Linked DNA regions of Homo sapiens: region 2 is linked to region 1. A link is an interaction called in ENCODE POLR2A ChIA-PET data of the cell type or tissue named here. Cell type or tissue: GM12878. All regions are shown on one strand. Links, peaks and the distances in the headings refer to the core of each region. The heading gives the core; the rest is flanking DNA. Region 1 has its middle 56 kb from the start of NAB1. Region 2 overlaps NAB1 (NGFI-A binding protein 1).

Region 1 (2,921 bases), core at 207-2,706:
CAAGAAGCAGGCTTGTATTGGTTCCCTAAAAAGAAAGCATCGGGGCAGAGTGAAAATAATAGAGAAGGAAATTACTTTCCTCCCTAGCATGTGGCAGACCTCTAATCAAAGCGAGAGAGTCAATGGCATCAGGAGCGTCACGGCAGCCGGCTAAGCACGGACCTCTGATGCTTGCTCCCGTGGTCCGAACACACAGAGAGGAAGTCTTTACCTGGGGAAGACGCCCATGGCATAGCAACTACCATTTAACAAGAGGGGCAGAGAGAGTCTATGTTGGTCATATCTCTTTCCAGATGGATACCAACATTTGAGACTAATTGCAACCACATTCTGAAAACTTCATTAGGGAAATGTTAACTAGAGGGGCAATAAATAATACCAACTTTTATAACAAAAGTTATAGGACCATTTAACTACTAGTGTTAATCTCTATAACGATTTTTAAAGTTAGTTGGGAAAATGTAGCTTAGCTTTGCAACCATGAAACTGTATTAATTAGCACTGTTCCGGTTGCTAAAAGTATAAACTCGAGTTAGCTTAAGAAAAATTATAAATTTATTTTAAGAATAGAATGATATTTAAGGATATGGAGAAAAAGGACAGCTCTATTTAGACTAAAACTTGGAATTTAAAAAGTGTCAGGAACCCAGACAGTCCTCTTTCCACTGTTTCCTCTGGTTTTGCTTGTTTGTTTGTTTTTGTTTTGTTTTGTTACAGGGTCTCACTCTGTCACTCAGGCTGCAGGGTCGTGGCATGATCTCAGCTCACTGCAGCCTCGACCTCCCCAGCTCAAGGGTTCCTCCCACCTTAGCCTCCCAAGTAGCTGGGACTACAGGTACATGCCACCATGCCCAGAAGATTTTTGTTTATTTTTGTAGAGACAGGGGACTCACCATGTTGCCGAGGCAGGTCTCGAACTCCTGAGCTCAAGCAATCCGCCCACCTCAGCCTTCCAAAGTGCTAGGATTATAGGCGTGAGCCACTATTCCTGGCTTCACCATCTCCTCTGTTTCTCTTTGTGAGTCAGCTTCATGATCATCTCTGCAAACTGGCTTATACCCTCTCCCTAATTTACAAGGTGGAATATGACTGCCAACAATAGTGAGTTTACCCACATAGCAAAGTAATTTCTTAAAATATTAATGTGTGTGTGTGTGTTTCTGTTTTGCATTTCCTTGTGCTCACCCAGAGCCATCCACATTGACTTAAAGAGAGAATTAGAGTGGTTAGCTAGTGCTAGTATGCAAAAATAAAGAAACGGCCAATGCTTTTTTGTTGGTGGTGGTGGGGGGCTGTTACAAAATAGGCTTTTTTTTTTTTTTTTCTGAAATGAAGTCTCGCTCTGTCACCCAGGCTGGAGTGCAGTGGTGCGATCTCAGCTCACTGCGACCTCTGCCTCCCAGGTTCAAGTGATTCTACTGCCTCAGCCTCCTGAGTAGCTGAGACTACCGGCATGGGCCAGCAGGCCTTGCTAATTTTTGTATTTTTAGTAGAGACGGGGTTTCACCAGGCTGGTCTCAAACTCCTGACCTCAAGTGATCCACCCACCTCGGCCTCCTAACGTGCTGGGTTTACAGGCGTGAGCCACTGCACACGGCCAAAACAGACTCTTTTCTAAGAACCTATCAGAAATAATAGCTCTGAAAGCCAAAGCTTTTGATTTGAAGAATGAGGTGGGTTTTGTTGAAAGAAAGAAAGGATTGTGAATTGAGAGGGAAGATCTTGAAGGAAACAAGGTATACAATTTCTGTCCTAACAATAATACATTAGAAAGAAGCTGCAGGAGGACCCTGACTATGACCACCCTCTCCCCAGGGGGTAGGAGAGGTCAGGTCAGTGGAGCCCTGGGGATAAAGGAACAGGATCTTAGGGAAGCCGTATGGATGGAGGCAGAGTTGGCACCCAGAGACTGTGAGTACCTCACTCCCCAGGGCTGGGAGCCACATGGGGGAGCCTAGCCAGACCTACAGATCCAGGAGCACTGTGGAGTGAGCCCACACTGCCCCTGGTGCTTTTTGCCAAGGTGCCACAGTTATCTGGGTTTTGTTGCTTTGTGACCTATACAAGTTCTTCCACAGGCAGCAGCCAGCACATACCCTTGGCCAGCAAAAAAAGGGCTTCCTGGACTCAAGACTTAGCGATCTCCATCTGTTCAGGCCATAGTGGACAAGCAGCCTTTTGAACAGAGCAGGACATTCCTAAGCCTTCCCCAACAGAGGGCGGGCCTCATCCCAGAGCAGGGCTAGTGCTGTGGCGAAAGAGTACCACTGCCTCGTGCTTGGGTACCACTGGACAGCGGCGAATCTGACCTTGTCACTGGGTCTAGCTACATCAATTGCCACTGTCTATCTCCAAGCCTAATTCCAAATTCCCTGAGAAGGGACTCTGATTGACTTATCCTGGGTCAGGTGTCCAGTCCAGTTCAGCCAACTGTGGAAAGTGGAATGGAGATTGATCCACTTTGGGCATGGGAAGAGGGAACTTTAAGGAAGACACTATGAACTGGACAGATACTCCAGTGCACAGTTTCTTTTCTTTTCTTGAGACAGGGTCTCACTCTGTCACCCAGGCTGGAGTACAATGGCACAATCATGGCTCACTGCAGCCTCAACCTCCCAGGCTCAAGTGATCCTCCCACCTCAGCTTCCTGAGTAGCTGGGGCTACAGACGTGCACCATCACGCCCAGCTAATTTTTTATATTTTTTGTAGAGAGAGTGGGTTTTGCCATGTTGCCCAGGCTGGTCTCAAACTACTGGCCTCCAGTGATCCACCCACCTTGGCCTCCCAAAGTGCTGGGATTACAGGCATGAGCCACTGTGCCCAGCCCCAATACAATTTCATATGGAACTCTTTCCACAGTTTTAATCTGTAGTATCAGACCATTGCACGTCTTAGCTTTTAGACTTAGAGTATTCAATCT
Region 2 (2,921 bases), core at 263-2,762, 52 kb before region 1:
TTTGGGGGTTTGCACTGTGGATGCTTCTTTGAAAGAAGAAATTATAAACTGGGGGACATCTTTGATGAATTTGTTAATGAACTTTAAATATTTAAAGTTCAGGTTGGATGAAAACAGAAGTATGTCAGTTTCTAAAGAAAATATAGACATGGGGTCTCGCTGTGTTGCCCAGGTTGGCCTCAAACTCCTGGGGCCAAGGGATTATCCCACCTTAGCCTCCGAAGTTATGTCAGGTTTCATTGGCCTAAGACTTAGGACTCATTTATTCCATTATAACAAGCCTGGAGCTGTTTTTTGTGAGTGCTATTTATGTACATTTTTGGAAATGAAATCTTTGTAAAATTTACCTTTAAATGCAAAGCTGTGTTTTGGATGGAAGTGACCATTTTATAATATGTTTTGAACAGTTTAAGATCATGCTAATGTATAATCAACCCGTCTATGCATATTTCATTGTGGAATTTGCTAAACATATTATAGCATAAATAATACCCACTTGAGCATAATAGAAGATTGCTAGACCCTTTGCTTTGGATTTATTTTTATCTTACCTGCTTCTTTTATCCTTTTCAACAGTAGAATGAAGAATGGTACAATTGTTATATTAAGTGCAAATTCCCTTTCTGATCTGACATGTTCAATAACTCATACAACAGTAGAATATACTCCTTAAACTTAATAATGGAGCAAGTGGGAAATTTGACAAGTTGATGCTTGGAAAAAATAGTAATCCTCATCTTGTGAGAATTCACACAGCTAAAACATGCCATTAAGCTTTCAAAGAGTTTGTCATTTCTCAATACATTGTATTTAGGGGGTGACCCATTAATTTGCATGGTATATTAATTTAATGATTTTTACAGAGAAACTTCTGAAAAGGTGAAAAAAACTTATAAATATTGCCTGCATACTCTGTGCTCAGTGGGTACTTAATGTTTGTTGAATGACTTGATGGTTGGTTGGTTAAGAATTTCCAGCCATTGTACGAAATGCTAGTATTTGCCTATTGTTACTATAGTTAAATGAATAAATACATAGTTATCATTTAGCAAAATCTGGTTTAGTTTTTTCTAATTTTGGCAAGTAAATTTAACCTCACACTGAATATTTTTATTAAAATTTTAAGGTGTCTCTAAAATTTTTTTCCAGCTTCATTCATTCCATTCAGAATTTAGAAACGAATCAATAAGAGACAACATTTTAAGTTTCCCAAATTACAGTCAATTCATTAGAAGGTATATATTTAATTCATAGCTAAGATCCAGAAGTATCTTGACTTATATGGTACACCACTGAATGCTTACTAATATGTGTGCCTAGGTAAATCACTGGAAGCTTGAAACACATACATGGGAGTTAGTACCTAGGCCAACCCTACAATCTTAAGTAACCCATAAAGTGTAGCTGAACTATATTTAATCATTTTAGCTTGAGTTCTGGGTCTAGGATGAGAATAAAAGCGAAAATAATTAATTGCATAGAGCAAGCTTGTCCAACCCGAGGCCTGTGGTTGCATGCAGCCCAGGAGGGCTTTGAATACGGCCCAACACAAATGCATAAACTTTCTTATCAGCTATCGTTAGTGTATTTTTTGTGTGGCCCAAGACAATTCTTCTTCCAGTGTGGCTCAGGGAAGCCAAAAGATTGGACACCCCTGACACAGAGGCTCATCCTTCCCTAAATCAAATTCTTGTTTGTTATAAACCTTTTCTGTTTCAGCCTCTCGTGTACCCATTTCACCCTTCTCTCAGGCCCCTGTACCTTCAAGCTATACTCTCCTGAACTTGGAATACTTCAGAGGCTCTAAGTGTAGTCTTTCTGTCCTCAGATTTCCTATTTTCATTGTCCCCATTTCCCATCTCAATCTTTCATTAATGTGCATCAGATCTTGTCTAGATGTTAAGAAGAAAACAATCTGATGGAACTAATTTACCTTTATCTGTAAATGACTCATGAGCTCTTAACTCTTCCCAAGGTTTTTCACATTTTTTGTAAGTCTGTAAGAGGTTGCTATTAACTCAGATAATTTTAAAGTAAAAATTGCAGGCTGTGTTGGGGGAAGGAATTTCTAGTCTTATGCATAAATAAGTCAGGCCTTACTAGGATTTTGCCCGTGGTTTCTTCCCACTCCTGGAAGTGTGTTCATATGTGTATTGCTATATATGTTTGTGTATGTGTATCTAATAATGATTCCCATAGCATGGAGGGGAGAAGATGCAAGAATAGTGATTATAAATCCCTTTGAGTGTATGGATCATTAATGAGATAGATATTTGATGATAACTTACACCGTGTTTAATTTATAGGAACAGAGAAGAAAAAGACCTAGGATCTCATGACTGAACTTGAATTCTTAAAAGGCAGGTGTTGGGGCCGGACTCGTTGCATGATGTATAACACTAACCACTTGTAGTTCCTGTATTGGCAGGAACTTTTGCTTTCTTGGGAGAATAGCCATGTTATAGGAGTGCACCGTATAGCTTTTTAAGAAAGAAGAAGTATTAAGGATGAGAGAATGAAAAGGATTGTAGGTAAAGTAACAGGATGCCCTGTTATTGGATTGGCAATTCATTGAGATACTGGTTTACACAGAAGGCCTCCCCTTTGGAATATGAAAGGTTGCTGATCAGATTCTGACTCAGACATTGGGTTTCATTGCACAGCAACCTTTCCAGAGATGTTATTCATCATTGAAACTTTGCTAGGAATAAATGGGGATAAAAGAGTAATGAAACCTAATTCCTACCCTTGGGGTGCTTATAACCTAACAGTGACTTGTTCTGCAGAGCCAGGCAGGTTGCCTTCCTTGTGCCATGACTCCTTCACAGCTGCACAGCATTTACCACATTGTTTAAGTCTCTGCTTCTTGTCTCTCCTTGCTCTTAACTGACTCTCCATGAAGGACTGTCTTTCCTCTGTTC

Evidence for each region. ChIA-PET counts read pairs that join two places held together with the same protein. Peaks named below come from ENCODE experiments on the same cell type or tissue, not always from the same donor. Only the 100,000 strongest peaks of a DNase experiment are listed, where the experiment ranks them.
Region 2: POLR2A ChIA-PET joins it to region 1 with 8 read pairs; 4 of 35 experiments call an interaction of 5 or more read pairs at or near these places.

What each region holds. Positions count from the first base shown.
Region 1 is chr2:190,703,267-190,706,187 of GRCh38, forward strand. No RefSeq gene overlaps it. Among named protein-coding and RNA genes, the nearest start is that of NAB1, 56 kb to the left of the region's middle. RefSeq lists an enhancer at 1,631-1,700. In GM12878, for the core only: no CTCF peak of the experiment used is centred there; no DNase peak of the experiment used is centred there; H3K27ac peaks cover 532 bases.
Region 2 is chr2:190,651,421-190,654,341 of GRCh38, forward strand. All of the region lies in intron 2 of NAB1 (NGFI-A binding protein 1), which reads left to right. Among named protein-coding and RNA genes, the nearest start is that of NAB1, 3.8 kb to the left of the region's middle. In GM12878, for the core only: no CTCF peak of the experiment used is centred there; no DNase peak of the experiment used is centred there; H3K4me3 peaks cover 1,880 bases.